2 separate regions of the Mus musculus genome follow, and region 2 is linked to region 1. Evidence: chromatin loops called from intact Hi-C (ENCODE). Cell type or tissue: heart. All regions are shown on one strand.

Region 1 (8,000 bases):
CTCACAGAGACCCATCTGCTTCTGTCTTCTGAGTGTTGGGATTAAAGGCTTGGGCTACCACTGCCTGGTTAATTACTCTATTCTTAATTCTGTTATGAATTAAGTAAAGAGCCTTACTCTTTAACCGATGAACTGCTCTGTGTGCAGCTCTATTGCTATGATGAGAACCTTCTGATAACGATATGGAATCTCTCTTTCGAGTTACATAGCACTTTGTCTATATTTTATGTTTCTGATATCTGAGAGTAGTTACTATTCTTTATTTTTCTTAGAACACTCAGCTGATTCTAATTTGTGTACCAAATTTTAATCTTTTTAATGAAATGATTAATTGATTTTTATGGTCAGGGAAGTACCAGACACTCAGCTTAAACATTTTAAACTAAAACTTGGTGGTGCTGGAAGAATCCTCTTGTCTTCCTTTCCTTTTGCCAGCCACAAATATAACCAGTTACTAAATACTTTTTAGTCATATTTCTCAAATATCTTTCAAATCTGTCATTTCATCATCTTTATTGTCATTGTCTTGTGCCTTTAATATTCATGTCTCAGTAGTTTTATTTTTCATGTTTACCTACTCTGACCAAACCTCCGTAATGGTTCAGCTCTTTAAGACACAGATGATATTTTTAAATGTTTAAAATTCTTCAGTATCTCTACTTCACTTAACAATTACTTTAAGTATATTGGTGTTCTGCCTGTATGTCTGTCTGTGTATGATATGAGTGTTTGTTGTCTGAGGAGGCCAGAAGAGTGAATCTGATCCCTTGTGACTGGAGTCGCAGACAGTTGTGAGCCACTATGAGGGTGCTCCTTTTAACAACTGAGCCATTTCTGCAGCCTCTGCTATTCCTTTTTTATTTTGTATTTGTCTTCCATTAAGTTTTGTTTGAGTTTGACTATATTGGTGGGCTTGTAGGAGCTGAATTATGGACTTACATTCATTCAGTATTTATTATACACTAGGTTTCAGGTCTCAGATGGACCTTAGAAGCCTACAACACAGGTTTGTATCTAGATACTTCAACAAATATGTGCTTAGTTACTAATGTGTGCATCTGTCTGTGACTCTGTGAGTGTATGTGCATGAGCACGTGCGATGTCTGTGTCCTTACATGCACCTGGAGACCCAAAGCGGGCACCAGACATCTCTCCCATCACTCTCTGCCTATTATCTGGAGTCAGGGTCTTTTCTTGAACCTGAAATTCACATTTTGGCCAGTCTCGGAAGCCAGCAAGCCCCAGAGACCCTCTGTCTCTGCCCTCCTCAGAGTTGGGGTTTTATGCATTTGCTGAGATGCTGCCTAGCTTGCTATGTGGGTGCTAAGATCAGAATTCAAGTCCTCATGATTATGGGACAAGTGCTCTTAATTGCTGAGTCAACTCACCAACCCCCATATATAGCTTTTTAAAATTGAAATATATTTTTCTCCCCTCACATTGCCATTTCTTCTTATAAAAGAAGAGGAGAAAGAAGAGGAGTGATTGGACTCTAGAATCAGACAACCAGGGTCTAACTCCCATTGTTACTTGGTTTACCTCAGTGTGTGTGTATTTGTAAAATGGGAATGACAATATGCATCTCAGAAGCTGTTTTGAAAATTCAGTTTATACTTGCAAAGCTCTTAAAATATTGTCTAAAATATCATACACACTCTGTTTTTTAAGAAATAAATTAGTTTTGAACAAAACAAAACCTTGACCACTATTGAGAATGTTATCAGCAAATACTTTCAACAACTATTATGAGGGTAGTGTTACATTTGTTAGGAAAGTCCTAGATCTTCCAAAGTTACTTAGTACACCTCTCCAGTGGCTTGAGAGACCCTAGATGTATTATTGTACAGCTCTACAGGTCGATACCTCACATAGCCTTGTTGGGTTACAGTCAAGGTGAAGGCTCAAGTGTGTTTCCTCTGGAAGCTCTATTTGCTTGCTCATTTTAGTTGGCCAAAGTGAACAGGTGGTGTGTGTGTGTGTGTGTGTGTGTGTGTATGCTTTTGTTTTTTGTTAATAGAACCAAGATTTCCGGTTTTTCACTAGCAGTTGTCTAGAGAATATCTTTACTTTTTAGAGGTCTCTTGCATGTAACCCTCTGTTTCAGAACTGACAGTGGGGCTGTATCCTTCTCTAGATGACATGACTCTCACACTTCTTTTATTATCTCATCTTTTTCTGCCTTTTCTTGTCCAAGGAGTATTGTGATTAATTGTGCTTGCCTATATCAGATATTCCAGAATAGTACCTTCCTCTTATAGCTGCAACTTTAAATTTCCTTTGGCACAAAAGGAAACATGTTCATATATTCCTAGGATTAGGACAGAACAGCTTTTATTGGGTGGAGGTCATTCTCCTTATTTTTCTATTGAGCACCAGTAGAAATAAATTTGAATACCCACACAAATGTATATGTGTGTGTATTTCTTTTTTTACTTTATATGTGTATTTTGCCTGCATGAGTATATGTGTACTTTAGTTGTGCACTTTTTATTTACTTAGGAGTTTCTTCCAGAGTTAGAATTTAGTCTACATCTGATCTACATATTTTTATGAGTTTTAAGGCAACACTACATATCGAGCCAGGGCTACATAGTGAGACAGTCTTCCCACTAAAAAAAGTTAAAGTAGAGATGGGACGGAAGAATTGAAGGTAAGCAGAATGAATTGTTTGGTGTTAAGGGTATAAAGATTAAAATACTCTTCCTAAATAGCACTTTAGTCAATAATTATATTTTCATAGGGTGTGGGGAAATTTAACATGTGGCTAAAGCAGGAGAGTCATTGAAATATTACCAGATATGGCATTTTCACTGTATGAAGGCTGTGCTGCATATTTTATATTGCAATTTAAGTAAAGATCTGTGTAACTATTAACTTTTCTTGTAGCTGTGACTAAACAGCTCAAGGGAAGAAAGACAATTTTCACTTGTAATTTCTGAGGGTCCTAGTGAACGGATGAGGCAAAGCTTCTTGTCCTGATCCGTGGTGGCAGCAGCACTTGGTGTGGTCGTGCACAGGGTAGGGGTCAGGAAGCAGAGAAAACACATGTGCTAGAGCCAGAAGAACAGAAGTGCACCTTTCTTTCTTCTTTTCTTTTTGCTGTTTTTTTTCAATTTTTTAATTAGGTATTTTCTTCATTTACATTTCAAATGCTATCCCAAAAGTCCCCCATACCCCCTACTCCCCTACCCACCCACTCCCACTTCTTGGCCCTGGCGTTCCCCTAAACTGAGGCATATAAAGTTTGCAAGACCAAGGGGCCTCTCTTCCCAGTGATGGCTGCCTAGGCCATCTTCTGCTACATATGCAGCTAGAGACACGAGCTCCGGGGAGTACTGGTTAGTTCATATTGTTGTTCCTCCTATAGGGTTGCAGATCCCTTCAGCTCCTTGGGTACTTTCTCTAGCTCCTCCATTGGGGGCCCTGTGATCCATCCAATAGCTGACTGTGAGCATCCACTTCTGTGTTTGCCAGGCACTAGGAAAGAAATCAGGAACCATAGATTTGAGCATCAGCAACAGAATACAAGAGATGGAGGAGAGAATCTCAGGTGCAGAAGATTCCATAGAGAACATGGACACAACAATCAAAGAAAATGCAAAATGCAGAAAGTATACTTTTCAAATGCCTGCCCTAAAGACTGCAGCCTACAATACAGAGCCTCAGCTGGGAAACAAGTGACTGCATAGTTTGTGAGGGGTTATTCCTTTTCTTACAGTAAAGTGTATATATATATATATATATATGTGTGTGTGTGTGTGTGTGTGTGTGTGTATATAATTTTGTTCTTTTGGAATTAGTAGCAAAGAGTGTGTTTAAATGAAAAAAGTAGTTCTGTGAGTTCAGCTTTATGACTGTGTTTAAAGTGTGATCAGATCATTTGGCAGTCATGGATGTTAGAAGTAGCTGTGAAATAAAATCCAACAAATAACCCCTAAATATTAACATACATTCATATTACCATTTATTGTGTTATATGCTAGCATAGACCATGTTTCAGAGTCCAGTTAGAATATAGAAGCTACGATAGTTCTTTGAGCAGAAAAACATTAATATAGATTATCCTGAGGCAGAGTACCCATGAATTGAAAAAAATGGACGAAGCTTTTTCCTTTGTGCCTGAGGCTGAGATTCAGACACTGTGGAGGTGTGGCTGCGGCCCACTTTGCTGTCTGGTGCTTGCCAAGCTAGGGCAAACAAAGTCGTCTGTTTTTATGAAAGGAAGTCATTTGTGGGGGCTGTTGGCCTTGGTGGATAGGCTGCCTGTGGTGCTCAAGGAACCCTTTGGGAAGCTTATTGGAATGTCAGTCAGATTTACTAAGAGCTTGCCGGTGGGAGTGCCTCCAGAATTTGCTGGAAGGAAGGCCTGTGGGGTGCTGGTGAAGCATACAAGTAGGTCTAATACTAGTGGGTATTCATTAGCTCCAGGTAGCCATGTAAACAAAAGCAACAAAGCACGGAGACATTTCTTCCTTTAATGTCATCATGGCTCCCTCTACTGTCAAATCTTAACATTGCACCCCAGGGAAAAATACAAAGCTGGGCAGAGAAGGGTAGATTTGGAACCGAGAGGCAGTGGATTTTTAATAGGCTGCCTGTCATAGACGATGCTGTCCTCAAATGCCCATATGTAGAACAGCATTGACTTACTTTTTATTCTATATGATTCTTTCTCTGGGCTACGGGGTGCGTGTGTCTATTCTGCACCATTATCATCCCCGGCATAGACTATTATGTATGCACACACTCTCTGTAATGTTGTGCATAGAGCAGTAGAGAACAGTGTTGAATCAAATTGTCTCCTTAAGTTTCTTCTCAGAAGTGCATGCATAACTTCTGCTTACATTTTGTACAAAGCATGTTTTATGATCATGCCTAGGTTAGAGTAGAAGGAATGTATCTCATCATGTGGAAGAACAAGAAATAAGTCGTGGGTTAATAGGATTGATACTGTAAAGTTTGGCAGTGTCTACGACAGTTATTTATAATTTATCCTTAAAAATCTTGTCTGGGTTTGACGTTTTTACAAGATCAGCAAAAATTGGTATTGACATAAAAATGGTATGCTTAACTTCTGGATCAGTAAATTTTAATTGCAGTAAGTGTAGCTATTTGCATAAAACAGTGTGGACCAGAACACACTTAAGGAGCAGGAAAAGTTTTTTGAAGGCTAGATACAAATTAAACTTTGTTTAAAAATTTGCATTAACTTTAGCTTACACAAGATATATGAGATATGAAATCTTTTAGTCTTTGTGTGTGTATTTAATGTGTGTGTGCATATTTCTTTATGTGTGTGGGTGTGACATGCATTCATGTGGAGGTCAGAGGACAGCATCCAGTATTCACCTGCTCCTTCCACCTTGACACAGGCTCTTAGTTTTTAGAAAGCTTTGTAAGACAGACTAGCTGTTTCTCAAGCATCCGGAAATTCTCCTGTCCCCATCTTTGATCCCGACGTAGGAGCACTGGACTACACTTGCTGTGGGCTACTATGTCTGGCTTTCTGTGGATTCGGGGAGATGTGGATTTATGTCCTCATGTTTGCATAGTAAGCACTTTACTCTCTGAGCTACTGAGCTGCTCTTCCCAGCCCTGGAACAGGAAATCTTTTGATACTGAAGAAGAGTTTTCATTTTTGGCCAGTTGTGGGTAGAAGATAAAAAAATAAATAAAAATGAGATGCTTTGACTAGAGTTTCAGCACCATCATAACATTTCGTTGTGAAAAAATTAAATAAGCTCTACAAAAATCTACAAAATGTTAAAAACAAAAGCTGTGATCTCTAAACTGAAATCCTAATGCCAAGGTCCTCTAGGATTCATGTCAAATTGGACATTCGAAGTGCAAAGGTGCACAGACCATAGTCCTGTGACTGTCAGTAGACAGGACAGCAGCCTCCAATTAAACACACTCATTTTTCTCCAGCAAAATGGATGAATATTTACATGTGAATCAGGGATTTTTCTTGAAAGAGATTTTTGCTTTGTTTTCCAGAGATTTCGTATTTTGGAATTATAGTAAGGAAATTACAGGATTAAAGTGGCACTATACAGATGAAAGTGCCCATAAACTATGAGTTCATTATAGCCACAATGACTATTGATGACATCGTCATTTCTAGTCACTCAGGTAATATTTAAAGGGAAGAAGTGAAATTCTTGTTTCTTATGCATATTGTATAAGACAAACATTGTGGTCTTTCAAGAATTTTTGAAATATATTTTCAAGAATTTTTTATGATGGTCTCTTCAGATTCTTCTTGTTGGCGACCACTGATAAGGAAGTCTATACAAGCATATTGTAAAACCTTTAGAAATGCCCTCATTCTTTTTGGAAAATATTGATGGAAAGTCTTTGTCTTCTTAGGATTGTGATTATTTATCTTCAAATTTTACTTCAAAGGTAGTAGTATTTTTTGACTTATGGTCTTCTTTTTTCTTTCTTTATTTTTAGGTATGTCTTAATACCAGGTATTGCTGCTGCTGTTGAAGATAATGATTACTTGATATGTTAGGAAATATGCAGATAAAAGTTAGAATACTTTATAGGCATATGTAAAGCAGCCCAATTGTGACCAAAGCAACACTTAGCTTCTGTGAAGTGCTGCAGGTGGGCGCTGGGGAGAGGCGTCCGTGGTGCCTGTTACCAAGCTTGCAGTGCATAGTCTCAACTTTTAAAAACAAAAAGCGTTTGCCTTATACATGGTTAAGCAGCTTCTAAAGTATTTTCAGAGTATATACAGTGTTGAAAACAAAAAACAGTGCTTTGGGGTTAGATATTTATTCATATATTTTTAAACAAATGTCTTTTGAATTCCTGCTATAAACTAGCCACTGAGCTAATTTGAGAAACTGGAATTAATACAGTATCTATACTGGAAGCTTTACAATCTAATGGGATAGAATAATATAAATGAATTATTTAAAGCAGGTGTAGGGCTCGCACCTATAATCCTAGCACTTAGGAGGCAGAGGCAGAAGGATTGCTGGTTTGAGAAGAGCTTGGATTGTATGGTGAAGCTGCCTCAAAGACAGTAAAATACATAATAATTGCTGTAAAATAGTCATTTTGAACTGACACAGGGAGAAGGGTGAGTATATGAACATTGAATATTTAAAGAAGGCTTTATATCCAAAGATAATATTCAGGTTTGCCTTATAGGAAAATATTCAATATGTGTAGAATAGGGGCATTTTAAGCATGTTCAAAAGATGGGCTATGAAAAAATATAGTCTTTTGGGGCCAGTATTTATATTACCAGAAGAAGGAGATGCAAAGAGGGGATGGAGTGGTAGGAGAGGAAGCTGATGTGCAGGCTCAACTGTAAGTGTTCTTACGCGCAAGTCTGGAAGTCAACTGATGAACATAGTGTAGAAATTACTAATTTTGAAAATATTGAGCCACTTTCACGCTGATGGATAGGTATTACTGAGAGGATAAATGGATGCTGCTGTTCAGTGTAGCCTGTAGAGGAGGGTTGTGGGACTTTGTAACCTGCTCGGTGTGGCTTAACTTCTCCCTGGAAGGCATACAGACAGTATCTGGAGTTCAGAGTGTCCTGCTGTTAGAAACAACAGACCAGGCTGCAGGCCAGGTGGGCTGGGTTTTAACTTGTGTCTCAGGGGAGTAGCCTCTGAAGCATGGAGTTTCTAGCACTATGGGAAATAGCATTATCAGTAAGCTTGCCCACTGCCTTACAGTGTCAGGGGATTGCTGGGTACCGGAAACTTCACTACTTATCATTTTAATGAGGAAAAAATCAGGAAAAACTGGCACAGTTTTAAAGATCAAAACATGACACTATAATAGAGGATAATACAATGCTTTCTAAAATCATTTATGAATTATTAGAGTGGTTATATAAATAATTTGGAGTGTAATTCTTGCTATGTGGTAAACGTTTATTTGGGGAAAAATTTATTTTAACTTATATATTGGGCTTACGTATTGATTTTATATTACAGTATTAGCCGTTAAATATTTAGCTGTGCTTCTAT
Region 2 (8,000 bases), 280 kb before region 1:
ATATCATACCAGCATCACCAGAAAGCTTGCTGTTTGAAAGAAGGCTGGATGCGGTCCTGGACCAGGCTGGCATCCTTTGATCCCTTACTTCCCAGAGGTTCTCCTGCTGTGCCTGGCTCCTCCATGGGGTAGGGCTGGGGGAGTGAGGGCTGCAGCCCAGAATGAAAGCTCTGAGCAATTGGAGACTCTGCAGTCTCTTCCTCCTCCTCCTCTTCTCCTCCTCTCCTTCTTCTTCCTCTTCCTCTCCTCCTCTCCTTCCTCCTCCAATTTCCTCATCTTCCCTGAAGTCCACCATTTACTTGAAGGTTCAGAACCCACTGATCCCACCTGTCCCAGCTCTGGCCTCCTGCATCCCGAGGGCACAGTTTCCTACCTAGTGATGGTATTCTTTTTGTTTTTTCTTCTGATCAGTCCCTTACATGGTAGTTTATTTCCCAAAGCACTTTCTTTTTCTGAGTTGATAGATCACAAAAGCATTGTTTTGTGTAGATGAAGACAAGGATCAAGTTTTTCCGTTACAGCAAAGACATTGTAAACATGTACATGGACCTTAAATAGCATACAATGCCATGGGGAAGAATGAAAACTAGCTAAACCCCGAGGTGACCAATTTTATTCCATTTCACTGTGTAACAAAGCTTATCGTTTGCAAGAATTTTGCGATGGAATTCCTTTTCACATCATTAAGTTGCTTTCAGTGGCTTTGATCAGCAAACCAGTTTCAAATTTGTCTCCAAAGTTCATTACCCGAGGAGACTTGTAGAGTCAATCTTTCAGAATCTCAGGTTTCTTAAACATATAGTGGAAATAAAATAATATCCAAAGGAACAGACAGATGGGCCTCCTCTTATAGACTGCGATACAAAGAACAATGGGAAGGAGGGACAAACATGATAGCTGGGCCCACAACACAATGACCTCATTAAGTGGAATGCTAATGGAGCCCAAAGGCTAGCTGGGGAAGGGAGATGGAAGGGTCTTGTATTGTCTACTTTGTGCATCAGCTGACTTTCAGGAGACCCAGTCATCATTGACAGAGTGCAAGGCAGTTTGGGGTCCACAGAACCATGTTCACGAGGTTGAGTGTTCTAGAGAAGGTCCAGATGTCTGTCTCCTAATCCTTCTCTCCATATTTGAGACACAGAATGTGTTATAGTGGAGAGATGGCAGTTACCTGGAAACAGCTTGATCTACATGCTTGTTTTCCTTGTGCCACATTCTGCCCTCCTCACCCATCATTTCAAAGTTGTGTTTTGCACTTAAAAGGGTGCTAGCTCTTAGGCCCTCTAGGCTTTGGAATCCTCCCAACAGCATCATGACCATTTTATAGGCAAGGGAAGTAAGGCATGCACTGTATGGCACAGATAGTACCATATACGTGATGGAGATGAACCTGGTGGATCAGAGCATCACAACGCAGGGCATGGGGCCATAGCTCAGTGGGTAAAGTGTTTTCCTAACAGCACAAACCCTTGGAGTTAATCCCCAGTGGGCAATGGGAGTACTGAGAAGATGAAGGTAGTGAAAGACCTCCGTGGGGATACCCCCACCCGAGTCACGAGATAGCGTGAGTGATTTGGGGTGTTGCCTCACCTGAGTCAGAACATGGGGGAGTCCTCACGTGTGGGTCTTTCAGTTGGAGGGTCAAAGTTCAAAGCTGCAATTTTACGATGGTGAGAAAACAACACGTACACTTTGGATATCACAATTCTAATTTCAAGTTGGGACCTCTTCCTCGCACCTGCAGTGCCACCTTCTCTTACATTGACAGTGGACAGAATAATGGCTTTCGGTCATCCTGGAGATCACCAAGGAACCAGCTGATAGCCCACGGTGAACTGTGGCACTGCAACCTACATTTTCAGCGTGCGTTGGGTTTATTAAGCTATGAACCATCTCCCCTGTGCACCAGCTCCTGGATGATGGCTCTTCTCCAGGAGGCACCTTTGGGAAAGCATACAGCCTCAGCCACACACCTCTTGCAGTTTTCCAATTCAGATTTACCAGAAAAAAATTGTGGGTTAAAGGCAATCCTTACTGGGCCTTGAGACTCTCTTCCTTAATTCTTAAGAGCACCCTTAAAATCCTCTGAGTTCCATCTGGCTCAGATGCCAGGGACTGCTGGAGTGCCAAGGACCCGGCCAGTGCCCATCTGGGGTGAGAGTGAGAGTCAGATGATATGATAAATAACATTGTTGCAGACTTGACTGGTGCTCTGAGGAACCTGGGAAGACATTAGTGGGGATAGTAACTGTTAGTACAGAGGCCCCCTCCAAAGCTCACATTCCTTTCTGAAGGGCGATGGGACACAATGAACACACCAGTGATGGTGAACAACAGGATTTTATGTTCTGAGTCCTCTGTGCTTTATAGCCCGTTGTGGATAATTGTATTTGATGTTAATTCCGTTCTGTGAGGGGCTGCAAACAAGGACTGAGTCAGCACTCAGGTGATTTCCTGTAAACCTGCTTCCCACCTTAATTTGTAAAATAAATGAGAGCTGATGGTTGGACAGATAAAAGGGAAGGTGGAGAGGAAGGTAGGGAGAGAGGAGAAGGAGAAAATGGAAGAGGGAGAGGATGCAGAGGAGGAGGAAGACAAAGAAAAGTGGAGCAGAAGCACATGGCCTGGAGAAACCGCAAGTTCTAAGGGGTCTCATAAGCTGTGGAAGATGGTAGTGTAGCGGTAGATCTGCCCAATCTAGGCGCACAGCATGTAATCATATTAATTGAGTTGTGTTTTCATTGCTGGGGCATATTTGGGTTGGAGATTTACCGCAACAACAGCCCATCAAACAAACCGTATCTCTGTTTCTTCAGTTTCTTCTGGTCCTTGCTTTCTGGCTGGCATCAATAGATGCTAATGGACAAAATGATCGCACCAACAACGATCTTGCAGAAACTGGAACTGACTGTCTCAGTAGAGAGAGCTCTTTATGTACCCTGCTTTCCTTGATTGTTTGGGACCAAATTGACCTCACAGCACTTAATAAGGTGTTTCCCTTCACCCGGCTCCCCACCTGTGCCCAGAAAACAATCCAAGAAGAGCCTCTGCTGCTTTCTGTTAACTAAGGCAGTCCAGGAACTCTAACCTGGCTCCAAACACTTTGATATGCTATTTCTTCAGGCTTGGATCTCACCTCCTCCATTAAAAGTCAAAACAGACAGAGCTTCCCCAGGCCAGCTCAGCAGGCAAGGTGCTTACTGCCAAGCTTGTGCTTGAGGTCAGGAGCCTATGTAGTAGAAAGAGAAAGCCAGTTCCTGCAAGCTATCCTCGGATTCACACAGGTATTGGATAGTACACACGCGAAGTAAAGCAAAATTCTCAACTGGGGCTGGAGAGATGGCCCAGCAGCTCAGAGCATTTGCTGAGCTTGAAAAAACCTACGTAAAGTTACCAGCACCCACCAGCTTTACCACTGTGGGAGCCACAGAGGTCCTTGTGTTCACAGATGAACACTAGGGGAACCAGGAACGCTAAATACACAGGGTTGTTTCTCCAAAGGAGAGATGTCTAACCTGTTTTCCTTCTCCACGGTTGGGAGTGGGCGTGGTTAATAGCATGGTGACCTTTGTGCTATTTACGTGGCTGAGACCACGCAGGACCCTCCCCACCCCCCACACCCGGTCGCTTATCTTGAGCTTGCTTTTCTCAGAGAATCTATAGAACCCATCTATAGATGCCACATGTACTTTACAAAGAGTTTCAGTGTTCTAAGGTTTGTTGTGCACACAGGATTGAATTAATTATCACCAGGAAACTTTTTTTGCCAAATTGGGCTGTGCACATTTAATATGCCTACAATAAGCTACTTGGGATCTCAAAGTTTGAACCTACACTGGCTACTGAGTTGTACTGAACTGAACTGTCATCTTGCTTGGCTAGCGTGCTCGCACTCCCCCTCCCCCTCCCCCAAAACATCCATTAACTCCAGTTCCAGGGAATCTAACACTCTTCTTACCTCTGCAAGGGCATGCGCGGAATGCATAGAGGCAAAACTCTCATACCTGTGAGATAAAAATAAACAAATCTAAGCAAAGCAAAACAAAAGCCCCTCAAGTATCAGCGGTAGGCAGAATATCCACGTGAATGCAGCTCTTGGCAGTCAAAGCCCTGAGCCCGTTGCGTGAGCAGCCTGTGCGCAGGGCTTTGTGTCTCCAAAGCTGCACAGTCTCCAGTTGCTTATTGTTCTTGGCAAAGTGACGAGAAGCTAAAGGAATTACCCATTGTCTGGGTTAATTCTCAGCTAAGGGACTGCCTCCAAAAGTCCCAGCCCCACTGTCTAGCCAACAATGGTTGGCAATGTGTGGCCCAGTGTAGGAAGGATGGGTGAAACCCCACGGACTTCAAAGGATAGGGTCGGCGGCAGCGTGGAATGGAATTTCTCTCTGGCAGTGGTAATGTGAGGCACATCAAGGAAGAGCCAGTGAAGCAAAGGAGCCTCTTAGGAAAACAGAAGCAGGATGCTAAATGGAGGGAGGGAACAGATGGAACCACTGGGGGGAACCAGAGGGAAGGCAGTGGTAGGGCCCTTGGGAGCCCTCAGCAGCCCATGCCTGGGAAAAAGGAAGGGATCTATTACAGTGTCAGGACAGATTTCTGTAGAGATTTGGCCTGTAGCAAAACCAGTTCAGTCAAAAGATACTCTGGCCGTAGCCGTCCTTAATCTTCACACTCTTCCCTTGACATCCCAGTCTACGTCAGGTTAAATGCACCTGTACAGGTGTTATTAACTCCTCGTAAGATTAAAAGGGGGCTTCCCCTGTCTTTCCCTGAGGCTTATGGGAAAATGCAACATGTTCTTGTGTCAGCTGATGAAACCCAGTAGCTTAAGTCAAAGCGATTCTTCTTCTTCTTCTTCTTCTTCTTCTTCTTCTTCTTCTTCTTCTTCTTCTTCTTCTTCTTCTTCTTCTTCTTCTTCTTCTCCTTCTCCTTCTCCTTCTCCTTCTCCTTCTCCTTCTCCTTCTCCTTCTCCTTCTCCTTCTCCTTCTCCTTCTCCTTCTCCTTCTCCTTCTCCTTCTCCTTCTCCTTCTCCTTCTCCTTCTCCTTCTCCTTCTCCTTCTCCTTCTCCTTCTCCTCCTCCTCCTCCTCCTCCTCCCCCTCCTCCTCCTCCTCCTCCTCCTCCTCCTCCTTCTTCTTCTTCTTCTTCTTCTTCTTCTTCTTCTTCTTCTTCTTCTTCTTCTTCTTCTTCTTCTAGACAGGGTTTCTGTTTCTCTGTATAGCCCTGGCTGTCCTGGAACTCACTCTGTAGACCAGGCTGGCCTCAAACTCAGAAATCTGTCTGCCTCTGCTTCCTGAGTGCTGGGATTAAAGGCATGGGCCACCATGCCGGGCAAGTCAAAGCGGTTCTGATGCTGCTGTGGAAAGCTAATAGCTGGCCTGTCACCATGGGGTTGCTGAGATGGAATGTTCCCTGGTTAACCCCACTTTAACACTTTAAAGATTATGAAATCTGGGAACTAGAGGTTTCTTAGTGTCTGTCTTCCTTTAATGGAGAAAAAAAAAAAAAAAGAAATCTAAAGCCTTCTTCTGCTGCAGCCTGTAAATCTCTGTGCTTAATCCCTGATAAGGAGAGGCGTGGTAAACAAACATGCCTGGCTTACTATGTGCCAGACACTGCGCATGGCTTTTTAACCCTCACAACTCTGAAAGGTTAAGTCTGCTTCCCCATCTGGGAAAATAGAGGCCCGAGAGCTGAGTGTCGATCCAACGGGACACAGTGAGCTTAGTGAGCTGTGAGGGCTGTGTTGGAATGTAAACTTCTGTCTGTCTGCTGCCCATGCCCATGGTCTCTCCCTTCATCGGCTGAAAAGTAATGATGGGGAAGTTAGTGTGAACTTCATGAGAGTTCATGAGGATGTGGGACCTGGAGCCATTCTCTTTATTTTGGCTGATAACCTACAGGACATTGTCCTTGGCGAAGTGCATCGGCCTGAGTGACTGCAGATGCCCTATTGTGCCAACAAACAAAGTAAGGCCTGGATGCTGCAGTGGTGGTGTGAGGAGCAATCAGTGCTTTGCATAACTGAAAGCCAGTGGGAAAGTTCTAGGGCACTGAGGCAGGGCAAACAGATTCTGTGCGTGGGAGCTCTCTCTGCCTCTTTCTCCCCCTCCCTCCTACCCCCTTCTCTCTCTCTCTCTCTCTCTCTCTCTCTCTCTCTCTCTCTCTTTCTGAGACAGAATCTTATGCAGCCCATAATGTCCCTGAATTCATTATGTAGCTGATAACCTTGAACTCCTGGTCCTCCTGCCTCCACCTCCCAAGTGCTGGCGTTACAGGTATGTGTCACTGTGCCCTGCTTTTCTTTTCTTTCTGAAAGGCTATCTGCACTTGTCCATTTTTCAAATCATTTATTGGACATCTATGATGCGACAGGCATGGAATTAGATTCTATACTGATCAAAAGTCGTCAAGGGCTCTATCTTCTTGAACTTAAAATCTGATTAAAAAGTTGAAAATAGATAAGTGCAAAGTTCAAGCTGTAGTTAAAGGCTACACAGGAAGTAAAAGGGCTGGACAGGAAGTAAAAAGGCTGAACAGGAAACAAAAAGGCTGGACAGGAAGTGGGGGTTACTGAAAGGACGGATAACAGAGCCATGATGGTATATGTTTAGAAGCATCCCATTAACAATTGCTTAGCGTGACTACCTATGGGAAGGCGCGAAGGGTCGGAGCATGTTATCATGATACCCTGATATCCTTCTTTATACTTTCTTTTGAGCCACATTTGAAGCAAGTTTTATTACATTTTGGCCAGGTCAATGGGTACCGGCCGGGTCCATGCCCAGATTCCCAGAGAATGACCCCTCTTCTCGACTCTTTAGTTTTTGTTTTGTCTTTTGAAACATAATCTCACTATGTAGTCCATGATTGCTCTGTAGCCCAGGCTGGATCTGAACTCTCTTCCTCATCCTCCCAGGTGCTGAAATTTGGCTTATCAAAAAATTTACATGTTTATCAATTTATATGTACTATATTATATTAGCTTAGCATATTGATATAATTGTTACATATTTTTAATTACATACACTTATAGAAAATATATTATATATAAATAATATAATATGATGTATTGTTTATTTGTAAATTTATATACATATACACGTACATATACGTATACACATACATATACGATGTTGTTTTTGAGACATGGTCTCACTATGTAAACCAGGCTGACCTCAAACTCGTAACAACCTATCTACCTCTCCTCCCACGTGCTGCAGTTAACAGGAATGTTACATACCACACACATTTAAAAAAAAATACTATAATCATGTATTGCTTTTTCTTCTTTCTTTTCTTTGTAGACATGATCTATTGTAGTCAAATTTGGCTTCAAACTCTCTATGAATTGGGATCTGACCTTGAGTTTCTTGTCCTCCTGCCTTAACCTCCCAGGTGCTGATATCTGTATAGGTGTGAGCTATCACCCCAGCTCATGTATTGATTTTTTATATTTAAAAATACTAATGTGGCAGAAAAACAAGCAGACTGAATCGAACAAACCATGATTTCAGTCAGCTTTCCTGTATCATCCACAAAGGTTTGTACAGTCCTTTGCTAGATACAGATATTTGTTGAGTCCAAGCTAAACCAAGAACGTCTCTATTTCCATTTGGGGTGAAAAGGAGAAAAGAGCTGAGCAGGTTTTTGCTGCAATCTGGAATCCAGGTCGCTGTGAAGCCTCCAATCTGTCCTTACCTCCCCAGGGAGTGAGCTGGATTGTTGACTTCTGAACCCCAGGAGAGACAAGTCCATCTGGGTTGGAGGTTGCCAGGAAGTTATCACAGTCTATCTGGCTACCCTTGAGAATGGCAGCCAGCAAATGACTCTTAATTAAAGAGGCTGTATCAAGGGGACCCAAAGCTATGACTCACAGGGTTCTAGACCTACAGAAATAAAAATGAGACAAAATTAAAAACTGTTGTCAGGCAAGAAACAGGAGGTGGCCCATTAATAAGAGTCAATGGTGACAGAGCTCACAAAGCAAGAACATTAA

The links. A loop is a pair of places that touch in the nucleus more often than their neighbours do. Peaks named below come from ENCODE experiments on the same cell type or tissue, not always from the same donor. Only the 100,000 strongest peaks of a DNase experiment are listed, where the experiment ranks them.
Region 2: a loop joins it to region 1, with 4 times the contacts of the local background. A loop is called at or near these places in 7 of 42 quality-filtered maps.

What each region holds. Positions count from the first base shown.
Region 1 is chr15:39,212,954-39,220,953 of GRCm38, forward strand. The region is part of intron 1 of Rims2 (regulating synaptic membrane exocytosis 2); the gene reads left to right. Among named protein-coding and RNA genes, the nearest start is that of Rims2, 19 kb to the left of the region's middle. In heart, a CTCF peak has its summit at 4,507 (motif pointing left); no DNase peak of the experiment used is centred here; H3K4me3 peaks cover 288 bases; H3K27ac peaks cover 231 bases.
Region 2 is chr15:38,934,458-38,942,457 of GRCm38, forward strand. All of the region lies in intron 1 of Baalc (brain and acute leukemia, cytoplasmic), which reads left to right. Among named protein-coding and RNA genes, the nearest start is that of Baalc, 4.5 kb to the left of the region's middle. In heart, a CTCF peak has its summit at 4,503 (motif pointing right); a DNase peak (open chromatin) is centred at 4,334; H3K4me3 peaks cover 1,098 bases; H3K27ac peaks cover 1,542 bases.